2 separate regions of the Homo sapiens genome follow, and region 2 is linked to region 1. The links are chromatin contacts, found by Hi-C or POLR2A ChIA-PET in ENCODE. All regions are on one chromosome and are shown on one strand. Each heading gives the region's core, a stretch centred on a gene start or an enhancer-like site at or near the end of the contact. The rest is flanking DNA. Distances are from core to core; before and after follow the strand shown.

Region 1 (6,655 bases), core at 3,105-5,604:
TAAATGCAGCACTTTGAAAAGGCAAAAAGGAGAGTTAACTTTGAGGAAGTAGTGATTACGGAATTTCAGTAGCAGTAATTTCCTCTCACTCTGAATAATATTACAGTTATGGATATTTCCCTATTCTTAGGACTAAATACTTATTTAGTAGTTATATAACTTTGGAAATACAGCACAATACTTTATTAGTTCCTATCATTAAAAGGTCCATGAATAGAAAATGGCTTACTTGCATTTGGACCAGCCCACCAAAAAATCAACATTGGCCAAATGCAGATGAAAGGTTGATTCTGGAGTTTAAATGCAGAGTTTATTAAGTAACATGTTTATTAAATTATAACAGGGACTCAAAAGTGATATAAAAACTCATTGAACTGATAACTAGTAAGACTATTTTAATTATTGTTAAGCTTACTTTTCAATCCCCCTCCTTTCCTTCCTCTTTTTCTCTCTCACTCATTAACGTCATTGACTTTTAAAGCCTAAGTCAAGATTTTCTCTAGACTTGAATAGGTCTTTGCCAGTCTACAATTTCTGTTGTCTGCATACACATTTCTTCCAGATACATTGTCTGGCAATATGGGTAATGGTGAAAGGAAAAGATGAATGGGTAGAAGAATATAGGAATCTATGGTATTCTCTTAAATTTACATGAGATTTCAATGAGTCTTTTGGGGAGCAGTAAAAGATTTCTGTATTTGACATTATTTTGGTAACATGGAAATGTCACTGACAGAAAATTTTAACTCTTATGTTTGTTTTTTATTTATGTAATTAGCATTTGCCTGTCTACTATATGCAGCAGTCAGCTGGTATACAGCAGAACAAGGATACCAGTTGTTAAAATACTGAAATATTTCCTTACTGGTAGAGAAATGGCACTTTCTTGAATGCCATACCCCACCTCTCAGGCTCTGGAAGTCCTAGATCCTCCTCCAGAAACCTCCAGATCTCCCTGTGACCCAGAAAATAAAAGGAAAATGAATAGCACAGCAGCAGGACTTCAGGACCCTCATCTAGTGCCAGGGCAACATCATTCTGATTGGTCAGGACTGTATGCTGTGCCAGTTGTTAAAATATTTAATATTTAATATTACCTTTGGCTATATGCAAAGCACTGTGTTTAACTCATCAGGAAATAAAAAGGTGAATAAGTCACATCCCCTGCTCTCAAGGAGCTCACAGATGAATCAGTAGTAATAATTATACCAACGGCTGACATTTACTGAGCACTTACTAGCAGCATTGTTCTAAGTACTTCTCATATATCATCTCATTAACCCTCATGATATCCTTAGGAGTTTATTTTCTCTTTTACAGAGGAGAAATCTTAGACATAGGGAGATTAAGTCCATATCAGCCAGTCTGACTCCTTAAAGAGTATTGGAGGAAGCACGTGGAGTTCTAATTTGTCACTAGTCATGTGATCCCCTTGGTTTTCACGTCCGTCTCTATGGAATGAAGAGGTTCAATTACATGATGTCTAACAGTCTTAAAAACCTGTTATTCCATAACAGTGATAAGACAAATATTAATTAAAGGCAGAAATCATAAGCATAACTCAAGGCAGAATATGAAAAGCCCTATAAAATAGATAAATACAAATGTAGAAGGGGCTATACATAATTTGTTTCCAGAAAACCTATAATGCTTTTCTTTCTCCCATTTCTCCTTTTCAATTAAAATAATTCTTAGAAAAAAGATCACACATAGTTTCTTTTGAAAGGTTGTATTTGGACTAGATATTGAAAGTGAAAAACAGAAGAGAGGGCATTTTGGGCAAAGAGGATAGCATGAACCAGTAAGTGTTTCACAGGGGAAGAGAGAGATGGGTTTATGGAAACTTGAGTGTCTTCCCTGTGCCAGGGACTGTGTTAAGTGTAAGGAACACAAAACTGACTGAAATACAGTTCCTGTCTGGTGAGAATGACGGAGAAGTAAACCAACAGTAATGATACTGTGACTGGGGAACAGTTGCATTGCATTCTTCATATTTGTCGAAGGCACATATTTATTGAATGTGCCTGTTTTCCAGGCACATGGAAGATGCTGGAGATACACCAGAGAGCAAAACGGACCAAAATCTCTGCCTTCATGAAGGCTATACTCTTATGAGCAAGATAAGCAGAACATAAATAAATAAAATATAGAGTATAACAGATGGTGATAAGTGCATTGGAGAAAAACAAGGCAAGGAAGGGGATGAAATCTGCTGGAGTTGAGAGAAATGAGTTGCAATTTTAAATACAGAGGTCAAGAAAAGCCTCATTGAGGAGACATTTGAATAAAATGCTGAAAGCCACAAAGAGGTAGCAAGTCCTGTGACTCTAGAGTGAAAGATGTTCCAAGCAGAAAGCTGTGTCCCCTCCAGAGTCTTGTCTCAGTATGCTTCACACACACCAGCAATTTGCTTCTTTTTCTTTTGCATCATCAGTCTGCTACTACTGTCCCGTGCACCACCCAGTCTGCTACTACTGACCCTTATTCACTCTAACCAGCTCTTTGGTCTCCTTGCTTTTTTTTTTTTTTTTTTTTTTTTGAGACAGGGTCTTGCTCTGTTGCCCAGGCTAGAGTGCAGTGGTGACATCATAGCTCACCTGGGCTCAAGCAATCCTGCCATCTCTGCCACCTGAGTAGTTGGGACTACAGGTGCACCCCACACCCGGCTAATTTTTAAAAATTATTTTAGAGATAGGGTCTTGCTATGTTGCCCAGGCTGGTGGCAAACTTCTGGCCTCAAGTGATCCCCCGACCTCAGCCTCCCAAAGCATTGGGATTACAGGTTGAATTACTATGCCCTGCCTGGTTTCCTTGCTATTCCATTAACATGCCAGATGACTTTCACATCAGGGGGTTTGCATTTGGCTGGTATATAGAGAATGAATTAGAAAGATGTAAGTCCAAAGTCAGAGAAACCATTTGGGGCCGGGGAAGAGCAATAATCAAGGTTAAAGATGATTAGCAACTGAATTACGGCTATGGCCAGGGGAATCAAGAAAAGTAGACAGATTGAGAGAGATTTAGAAGGAAAAAAATTACTAGAACTTGGTGACTGCTTGGATATGGTAACCAAAGGAGAATGGAGACGCAAGATAATTCCCAGGTTTCTGCCTTGGGTAGCTGGCAGGATGATGATGCAGTTCACTGAGGAGGGTACAGTTTTGGAGGCATTTAGGTGAGATGATGGATGTGGTTTGGGGAATATTACATTTGAGGGGCATTGGGCATGATTTGAGTTGGTATACCATACAGATTAATTTCTTGTCAATATTTTTAAAGTATTGTAATGTGTTTTTTTAACCACACCCTATAATTTAAGTAACAATAGGATCTCCAGAATGAGAATAATAGGGGGACCCATAGAGAGATGGCCTCTCAAAGGCAGTAGCCTTTTAGTGGGCTCTGAAAGATGAGAGATGCCAACTGTGCAGTTAGGGAAGACTCCAGGCAGAGGCACAGCAGACATGCAGGCATTCATCCCATGTCACCAAAACATCCAGTATGTTTTCAGCAAATGCTGAAAACTGAATTACAGCCTATTCTCTGTCCCTTGCTCTCCCTCTAGTTTCCCTAGATCAGGGTGGAAACTCTCCATCCAGCCAACCGTGCACTTCAAAAACCCAGAGGTCAGCCTGGACACCTCTTCTCCCCCGACCTCCAGTCATAAGTCCTGTGGATTGTCCTTGAAATCTGACTGTCACTCTGCTCCCTTCTGTCCTAGCTGCCATCTTCTGTCTCTTGAACTGTGCAGCAGCCCCCTGCCGGTGCCCTGCTTTCATTCTTGTGCTCTTCCAACCCAATCTCCATATTCAGCTGAGTGATCTTTGAAAAACACAAGTTTGCTCCTGTCATTCCCTGTTGCAATGTATTTTTACAAACACATCCTAAGATAGTTAGTCACGTACCAACTTTTAGACCTTTAAAAATTGCATTTATCTGCCAAGCAATTGTTCCCCATGGAAGAAGAGCTCTAGTGACTACTTTGTTCCTTTGTTGTCTCTAATTTTAATATTCCAAAACCCACATTTTTTTTTACAATTGTCATTTGATTTAGATGACTTAAAAGCTTTTTATTACAAGCCATATATATACTAATAGAACAACCTTTAACAATATATTTTTTTGATTCACCAGAAAAGGTGATCATTTCTTGATCACAAGCAGTAAGGTTTCTTGTCCTCAGCTCAACCTCATTATAACTATATATTTGAACAAACTAAGATATCCTCTGAACTGAGTCACCTCATCCCAGGGTTCAACTGACATGGGGAATTACCTTATTTTAGTCAGAAAGCCTTAATTAGATTAGGTTGGCCTTTCTGAACTTTATGTGTTGCTACATACAGGAGTTAAAAACCTTGATCTACACATATCACACAAATCAGGAGAAAACGAAAGCAGAAATGAGCTCATGTTTCTATATGCAGCTGCTTTGATGAAGACATTTCAAATAGAAACCAGAAAACCAAAAGCACAAAACTGAGGAGATAATAGCCAATGAAGGGGAGAAGTGATTAATTCAGATCAGGAAAAAAAGCTGCAGAGTTCAAAGAGACTATGATGAAATTATTAGGGGCTGTTGGAGATGTAATCCATATCTCCTTGTCACATGTGTCCTACGTGATAGTGCCGTGAATGTCATGGGATAAAATTAGTGCCTTACAAAATAAACATGTTTAAACTTTGTGAAAAATACCCACACAAGAGACTGATATACATACATTCAGAGGTGGACACATTTGTCTCTAGAGGGAAATTCATCTGCTATGTGGTGAGAGCAGCTGATAATCAGGAAACTCAAAGTCACATTCTAGCAGAAACTTTTATTAATATTGACCCATAACTGTGGCTCTGCAGGAGTTTTTAATCTCATTGTATTTATGTAGTGTCTTTTGTAATATGATAACACATTTCAAAATTATTATTGTTGAATTGCCAACAAAATGCATCCTAAACACACACTCCTTAGGTAAGGGAAGAGACCCCATGTATGCTGTCCTCTGCTATTGGAAACAAGTTAAAAAAGAGTTATCCAGTAATCTTTTTCTTAAAAACAGTCACAACATCTTGATGATACTGATTCAATTGTAAATTATTTTGGAATAATTCAAACTATAAAAGCTCTAATCTTCAAGATGGGAGGCTTGAATGTGGGAATGTAAGCACAGATGTTTATCTAATTTTATCCAATAGTTTATACTGCACGATGGGCTCACTGAGCCATATTTCCTCACTTTGAAGTTACCTGGAGTTCTACCTGGTCACAGGCTTGCCTGATTTATGTGAGTGAGGAAGGAAAACCACTTAAATGAAGAGTGTGGCTTTAAAGAATATAGTGCATTTTCTCTGAGTGAGCATTCGTGACTTCTGCAGGAAGGTAGATGATATTGGACAACAGATTACTTTGTTTTGATTGAAGATTGAATTAATATTACAATACCAATGCTTTGTCTGTTCGCAGGCAACGAATAAATGAGTGTGTGATACTGAAATGAAAAAAATAGGATATAGATGGCTTATGTAAGAGCCAAATATAGCAGAAGCATACAACTATCAAACTTTATTCAGACATCAAGAAAGCATCATATCTGAGCTATTCTTTTCATCTCCTTCCTGTTTCTTTGTATACACTTCTAGTAGTTAAACTGATTTTAATGGATGAATTTTCATTTAAAAGTAAAAAATGATGTTCTCTGCTTCAAGCAGCAGGTGTGTTTTTAATCTTTAATAGGTCACCTTCCCAAGTGCAAGCAGGCAAGCTGTTATTGATCAAAGAGGTTTTGTTGGGTAGCTCTCAGATTATTGAGTGACAAACTTTATTGAATTTGACTTAACAGAAGTCAGAAGACAGCTGAAGCATAAGAGCTTGCACTGCCATCAGAGTCATTTTACGACAGCCAGGGAGCAAAGCTCAGAGATGGATACTGAGCTTTTTGCTGGCCCTTGGAGATTAACTGAACAGCCTTCCTACCAATTCCCAAGCCTGTCAGCAGAACCAATTAGATTTTCAACCAGTAGACAAGAAGGGTGGCACTTGGGGACCTTTTTGCTTTAGGTCGAAGGCTTTTCAGACTGCGATGAGATGACATTGATGATGACACGTTGAGCATTGGTTGGTTTTAAGACAAGTTAAATTAGCAGTCTTGAAATGATTCCAACTGTCTCCTGACTTCTCACTGTTGCCATATTCAGTGGATCCTGTCAGGAGCAAGTTGATGACTTAATAGTCTTTCTTGAGTGGATTTGAGCACTTTGGCTGTGTGTTTATGTGTAGTTGTCATGCTTAAAATATTCATATGAAGGTTTGAAATATTTATTTGAAGGCGCCTTCTGCAGAGTTCAGCAGTAAGGCTCTCAGTGCTTCTACCTACTTTTTATTTTTTATTTTTTGCTTCTCTAAGCAGTTATTTTGTACAACTACCTTTTATTCTATTTCATGTATAATTGATGACAATGTTTCATGTAATTATTGATAACTTCATTTATGATAAACTTAAAAAGCCTTTCTGACATCATGCATTTCTCCCAGACTACTGTAAATTCAGATCTACTCATAAATAGTTTGGAAATCACTGGGGATTAGGAAGGGCACTATTGTTTTTATTCTGTGACCTTTGGTCCAAGAAGACTGAGGCAGATTTTCATGGAAGGGATA
Region 2 (6,655 bases), core at 1,594-4,093, 320 kb after region 1:
GCCGAAAGGCGCTGGCGGCGGCTGGACCGCGAGGTGGGCTCGGTGGGCGGCGCCGAGCTCGGCTCTGCTGGGAGGCGCGGACAGCCCGGGGCTGCCACCTGCCCCACCGGGTCCTGGCGCACAAAGCTACACGCCTCTCTGCAGCCCTCTGCCCTGCTTCGCGTTCCGGAACCGCGGTCGCCACCCAAGCAGGCGGGGTGCGGCAGGGCGGCAGGGCGGCAGGCGCTGGGGCAGAGGCTGGGGGGCGGGGGTGTCGCCAGAGTCTCAGCCCCACTTGCCTCAGTTCTCCCTGAGTGGCGATGGTTTTTTATTTCAGCGCTTTCGGCAGAGCCCGCAGCACCTGCCCAGCCTCCCTCCGGGGCTGGCCGGGCAGTGGCAGGGAGAGGCCAGGTCGCCACCACCCGGAGGCGGGGGTTTCGGGGACGGGGAGGGGACTGACCGGGTTCACCCGCCCGCCCGGCGCCTGGGTCCCCGGCTCCGGGGGATGCAGTTTCGGGGTCACGAGCTGCTTTCAAAAAGTTGAACACAATATTCGGAAACCCACCCGTAGGAATTCTCCCCCCACACGCGGCACAATACCCACTCCCCTCCCCTTTTTCATTCCTTCCTCCCCCGCTTCCTCCTCCTGCCCCTTCCCCCTCCCACCCTTCAGCCTATAATCCTTCCCCTACGAGAGAAAGGGATCGGGAAGAAAACATGAAGTGTCTGTTTTTGTGTCCCAACCTTTGGGCTCTTTCTGGGCCCTCAGTGAATGACCGCCCAGAGCTTTCAGCTGCGTGGAGAAGGACTCATGGCCAGGAGGAGAGGAAATATATATGGAGTGGAGAGAGCACTGAAATGGGGCTTGGCAGGTCTTCCCTTTGGAGGAATATTTTTCTGCCCCAGTCGTCGTGTTGAAGACCTGCTACCCCACGGCTGTCTCTGGCTAAGTGAGCCAGTATTGGCCCCTCGCCGGACCCAGGGCCTCCCTGCCGCCCGGAATCCTCCAAGGAGGCTTGCACTTGTCGGCTTGCTCTTCTCCCCGGCCCTCAGAGGCCTGGCACTGCGGGAGTCAAGGCCTAAGCAGGGCTCCAGCTCGGGGTTTAGGGGCTGGGACACTCACAGCCCCAGTCACGTTAGGTTTCCCATTTAAATTCTCTCTCAACCTCTCTTTCTCTCTTCCCTCATTGAGATCACCAAAGTGGTGTGGACACGGCGCCTTGCCCCCAGATCTGCATCGGAATGCAGAAAAGATCTTTAAAAAAAAAAAAAAAAAGTTTTGAATTCCTCAATGATTTTTCTTCTGGAAAGGCAGCTTAGGATAATTATTTCAGCTTTATTGAGGGCAGATTAGTTGAAGTCTGGGCGCTGCGTTTCAATACGCGTTGTACACGGGCCGACAATGTGGTCATTGTTGGCTACTGTGTGTGAATCCATTCAACATATACACTTTTTAACACCAAACCGAGTCCTGTCTAAATATACACAGTGCTCAGGGAAAGACGTCTCTGACCCCGACAAATCTGCGTAAATCACACTTCCATAGTTACAGAAGCCTCACAAAGGGAGGCCCGGCTCAAGATGCTGATTACAGCTTCTTAAAAGCAACATACCTAAGAATAAATACCCATGCCTGGCCTAGGGGCTGTGGTGGCCAGAGGCAGAGAGGGCCCTCTGTGTTCTATGGGCCTTTTGGCGTCTGTTTTAGGCTTTCGATGTTACTTTCCCTAGAGAAATTAGACAGTTTAAAAATAATAATGGTAATTATTATTATTTTACAATACGAGCAAACAAGCAATTTTCAGGCCTTATTCACTTCATCCGGGTGGCTGGCCTCCAAAGTTTGAGTGCCCTCTGGGGCTGGCAGGCAGGACCAGAGCTCCTTCTGTTGTGTGGTGAGGAGTGGGCATCTGTAGGACTTTTCTGGGTCCAGAGGGCTCTTGGGCTTCTCGGCTCCCGCAGCTCCTCCACCACTCCTCAGAGAGGCAGCTGAATTCTGGGAAGAAACAAAGAGTTGAGTTGCTTCTTAAGATGGAAAGAAGTGTACTGTTTGGACTGTTATTTTAAAATACAGGGTGGTGGGGGAAATCGAGGCTCCTTGGCCGGGGAGGGAGTAAAGAGAAGCCTAATTGATGAAGAGGGAGTTGAGGTGAATGCGGTCCATGGGCACCGATGGGGGAGGCAAGAGCGGCCTCCAGCACCCTGGGAATTGGGCTCAGGCTCCCTGGCGCCAGATACCCTCGGAATCCGGGATCCCCGGCTGGCGCCACGGCCCGCTGGGCCAAGGTCGGTGCTTGGTGGGCCCCATGATCTCATCTCTCCTTTCTTCCTTGCCACTATTAGTGCTCACATAGGCAGAAAGAGGCGGCCCGACGTGCAAACCATGTGCAAACCGCGCCCGCTGGGCTGGTCAGCCGTCTTTCCTTGCCTGCCGACCTGGACTATGTGGAGCCTGGGGGACCCTCTTGCCTCCCAACAAAATCCCCTCTCTAATTGCACATCCCATTCAACAACTCTGCCCAGGGCTTTTCGAATTTCTGGATCAACTTCTTTAGGAAAAAGGGAAGAAGAAGTCTCAGAGACAGCGGTAGAGAAAAGAGGAGAGAGAGGGAGAAGAGAGAAGAGAGGAGGGGGAGGTAGCGAGATTAAGAGTTGCAAAGATAAAAAAAATTCTCTTTATCCCCCCACTTCTCCCTCCTTCCCTGCTCTCCCCCTCCCCCCGCCCTCTGGCTAAGTGGTAAAACCGTCCTTACGTTCTCGGTATTGATTGGCAGGGCTGACAGTGATTGGCAGTGGTTGCCGTGGCAACGCCACAACGACACGCCACAGACCAATAGAAAAGCGAAACAAAATGTTTCAATGCTGCACTCACTGTGGATTTAGGGGAGATATTATGAGGCTGTTGTCATTAGGGCGATTGCGGTGGAATCGCTGAATCTTGACTCGGCGGTGGTTGGCTCTCCCTCTCCTCTCTCCCTCTCCCTCTCCCTCTCTGTCTCGGGTTCTCTCTCTGCGCGCGCGCACCGGGCCGCTCTCCTACCTCCCTCTCTATGTGGCTGCGCGGGTGTGTGTGTGTGTGGATGTGTGTGGGGTGTGGGTGTCCCTTACGCCCTTCCTCCTCTCCCTCCTCCTCCTGCTCCCCCCTCCTTTCCTTCTCCTCCTCCCCCCTCTCCTCTCCCTCCTCCTGGTCCTCATCGCCCCTCTCCTCCTCTTCCTCCCCTCTCTCTTCCTCTCCCTGAATTTTCTCCTCTCCTCTCAGGTCAGTCCATGGTATTCCGCTCCCCCCTAGACCTCTATTCCTCCCACTTCTTGTTGCCAAACTTCGCCGATTCTCACCACCGCTCCATACTTCTGGCGAGTAGCGGCGGCGGGAACGGTGCGGGAGGCGGCGGCGGCGCGGGAGGCGGCAGCGGCGGCGGGAACGGTGCGGGAGGCGGCGGTGCTGGCGGAGCAGGCGGCGGCGGCGGCGGCGGCTCCAGGGCCCCCCCGGAAGAGTTGTCCATGTTCCAGCTGCCCACCCTCAACTTCTCGCCGGAGCAGGTGGCCAGCGTCTGTGAGACGCTGGAGGAGACGGGCGACATCGAGCGGCTGGGCCGCTTCCTCTGGTCGCTGCCCGTGGCCCCCGGGGCGTGCGAGGCCATCAACAAACACGAGTCGATCCTGCGCGCGCGCGCCGTGGTCGCCTTCCACACGGGCAACTTCCGCGACCTCTACCACATCCTTGAGAACCACAAGTTCACCAAGGAGTCTCACGGCAAGCTGCAGGCCATGTGGCTCGAGGCGCACTACCAGGAGGCCGAGAAGCTGCGCGGCCGCCCACTCGGCCCGGTGGACAAGTACCGCGTGCGCAAGAAGTTCCCGCTGCCACGCACCATCTGGGACGGCGAGCAGAAGACGCATTGCTTCAAGGAGCGGACTCGGAGCCTGTTGCGGGAGTGGTACCTACAGGACCCCTACCCCAACCCCAGCAAGAAACGCGAACTGGCGCAGGCCACCGGCCTCACTCCCACACAAGTAGGCAACTGGTTTAAGAACCGGCGGCAGCGCGACCGCGCCGCGGCGGCCAAGAACAGGTTAGTGGCGGGGCCCGCGGCCTGGCTACAGCCTCAGAGGCCTGGGAAGGGGAGAGGGGTTGAGATGGGGCTAGCGGAGCGGCCGCTGAGAGCCAGGGAAGCCGTGACTCCTGGCCAGTCGGAGAAAGTTTCCGCTTGTCCGGGACGCGCGGAAGAGGGGGCCGGGCTGGCTGTGGGTGTATTGATTGCTTTGACCAAGAGGGGCTTTCGTCAGGGCAGAGAGTGTGTGCTTGCGACCCGAGTACCCGCAGCCCCTGGGAGACTTAGCCCTGCGCTGCACCCGTGCCTGCCTCCTCAGCCCTGCCGCCAGCTCGGCGATCCTCTGGAGCCTAGAGACAGGGAGGGAAGGAAAGCACTCTTTGCCATCTGGTTCTTATTTCTGTGCGTTGCAAAACCCCGAGAGAAATCCACTAGCGTCAGAGAGAGGAAAGTGAACCTGGGTCCCTATCACAAGGGGAAAAGGCCAGAGGCCACTGCGCAGCGGGCCTGTTTCCCCGCAACGCTGCACGTTGCCTGACCGGGAGCAGGAGAGCCGGGCTGGGAGTGGAGAGGCCTAGCGTGTGCGTGTGCGTGTGTGTGTGCACGCCCGTGTGCATGTACTCGCCCTCCTGTTTCAGCCGAGGAGAATCCCTTTGGTCCTCTAAGCTGGGAAGCGGGCACGAGCAGCCTCGTTGCCGGCAAGTTGGCCACAAAGTCACAAAATTGTATAGGGCTTGACCAACATCACAGGAGCTGGGCCTGGGGGAAGGAGAAAAAGAACCAGAGGGAAAGAAGTGGATAGGCGAAAGGAGTGGGGAGAGAAGGGAGAAAGAAAAGAGGAAGTTGGGTGAAAGCCCTGATGTGGAGCCTGTGTCTTTCTCTATCCAGCCAGGAAGGCCCAGGGCCTGGTGTACTTCAGGGAGCAGGACCCCCAGCTGCTGACAGCTGCCCGTGGGTGGGGGCTGGGTGTGAGTTTCTGGAGGTGTGTTCGAGTTTAGGCGGCCGGGACCTGAGCCCATGGCCCTCTCACCCCTGCCGTGGAGCCCACTTTTCGTCTGATGAGGGGAGCGCCCAGGGTCAAGCCAAGGCCTCCTTGTGGAGAGAATTCCAGACACCAGGTCCAGGCAGAAGGTTCCCGGTGGGGGAAAGGGCAGCTGGAGACTGCTCTGTGCGCCTCTCTTGCCTTCTCCTTTGCCCCTTTTCTGTCTCCCTGCTCTTTCCCCACTTTTCCACCGCCAGCTTTCCTATTTTCTCTACCCTCGGTCCTGCGCTCTGCGCTGGCATCCAGAGAGCAAAGTATGCAGTTCTACCCGGAGACTGGCCGGGCGGTGGGGAACCCGCAGCTCCCGGTGTGTGTTTGAGGGAGCAGGGACGGGGTTACTAGGGGAACTCGACCGGTCGCGGGGCAGCCGGCTCAGTTTGAAGAGCCCCAGGGACTGCGGAGGGAAGAAGCGCCCGGCTCCTCTCCGACTTCTGCTTCTCCAGGGCTTGGCGTACTTTGTCGCTTGCACCCAGGCCTCCCCAAGCGGCCGGGCTCGGGTTCTGCCTCTCCTCCGAGGCCAGCCTCTATCTGAGAAGACTTGGGATGCTCCCGAAAGCGGAATGGGGAGCGGCGGCGCGGGGGAGCCGGGTGGCGGGCCTCTGTGTCAGGGCGGGCGCGGATCTCTTTCTCCCGCAGGCTCCAGCACCAGGCCATTGGACCGAGCGGCATGCGCTCGCTGGCCGAGCCCGGCTGCCCCACGCACGGCTCGGCAGAGTCGCCGTCCACGGCGGCCAGCCCGACCACCAGCGTGTCCAGCCTGACGGAGCGCGCAGACACCGGCACCTCCATCCTCTCGGTAACCTCCAGCGACTCGGAATGTGATGTATGATAGCCAAGGCCGCCCTCCTCCCTCTCCTTCCCCTCCTCCCCCACTCCTTCCCCTCCGCCTCCTAGCCCTCCTCCTCTTCCTCCTCTTCCTTCTCCTCCTCCATCCCCAGAACAAACCGAAATCAGGATACCCAACCATACACACATACAAGTCCACACACACTCCCACCCCAGCCAAAAATATATAAAAAACAAGAAAATAACAAATTAACCGCAAACTATCAACAACCCCCAACCACCATCTACCACTACGGCCACCCCAAAGGACCCCGACGCCAACAGACAGTCAAACGCTGATGTTGCGGGCAGAAAACATAAAAGAGGTGACAATTGTATACTTTCTAGGACAAGCACGGCTTCTCCTTTCGGTTCCCATGGACCCGGCACCCCACCTGCATGACGATTTATTTGTATCTGGGAAAATATTCTCTCTAGTTAAAAATGATTTAAAGAGTCGACTATACAAAAATCAATCACCACCACGAGGACAAGAGGGCAAAAGCAAAACAGACAAAAAGAAAAAAAATCGCCGTCTCCGTTCCGAATTTGTTAAAAAAAAAAAAAAAAAAAAAAAAAAGGACAGGGGGAAAAAAAAAAAAAAAGAACTCCTGGAGAGGGAAATAGCAAATGTGTCTTGCCTTTTGTTGCTCTCTCTCTCTTTTTTTTTCTCTCGCTCTCTTTCTTTCTCTTCTTCTCTCTGTTTTTAAGTCAAGTATTGGTCAAAAAAATGCAATCTTCTGTTTTTTGTTCAGCA

Evidence for each region. Hi-C counts contacts between places; a loop is a spot of excess contacts on that map. ChIA-PET counts read pairs that join two places held with the same protein, here RNA polymerase II (POLR2A). Pooled maps may share reads with other maps.
Region 2: a pooled map shows a loop between it and region 1 (4-fold over the local background). The contact joins the promoter of SIX3 here to the enhancer-like site in region 1. A Hi-C loop is called at or near these places in 1 of 37 single-sample maps with no recorded cell type and 6 of 50 pooled maps. POLR2A ChIA-PET finds 5 or more read pairs at or near these places in 2 of 52 experiments (GM12878 and SK-N-SH).

Annotation. Positions count from the first base shown.
Region 1 is chr2:44,612,422-44,619,076 of GRCh38, forward strand. The region is part of intron 3 of CAMKMT (calmodulin-lysine N-methyltransferase); the gene reads left to right. Among named protein-coding and RNA genes, the nearest start is that of CAMKMT, 250 kb to the left of the region's middle. Within about 2 kb of position 4,355, at least 3 of the 41 ENCODE cell types and tissues checked have a DNase peak (open chromatin) inside an H3K27ac peak, as active enhancers do; they include GM12878, where a contact is called at or near this core.
Region 2 is chr2:44,938,859-44,945,513 of GRCh38, forward strand. SIX3 (SIX homeobox 3) reads left to right here and starts at 2,844. Exons shown (of 2, transcript NM_005413.4): 1 at 2,844-4,052; 2 at 5,710-6,655. The coding sequence starts at 3,247. The coding sequence ends at 5,902. SIX3-AS1 (SIX3 antisense RNA 1) reads right to left here and starts at 3,020. Exons shown (of 2, transcript NR_103786.1): 1 at 2,852-3,020; 2 at 1,296-1,975. LINC01833 (long intergenic non-protein coding RNA 1833) reads right to left here and starts at 341. Exons shown (of 2, transcript NR_147195.1): 1 at 1-341. RefSeq lists a silencer at 37-166 and enhancers at 508-1,009, 1,010-1,509, 2,278-2,804, 3,887-4,611.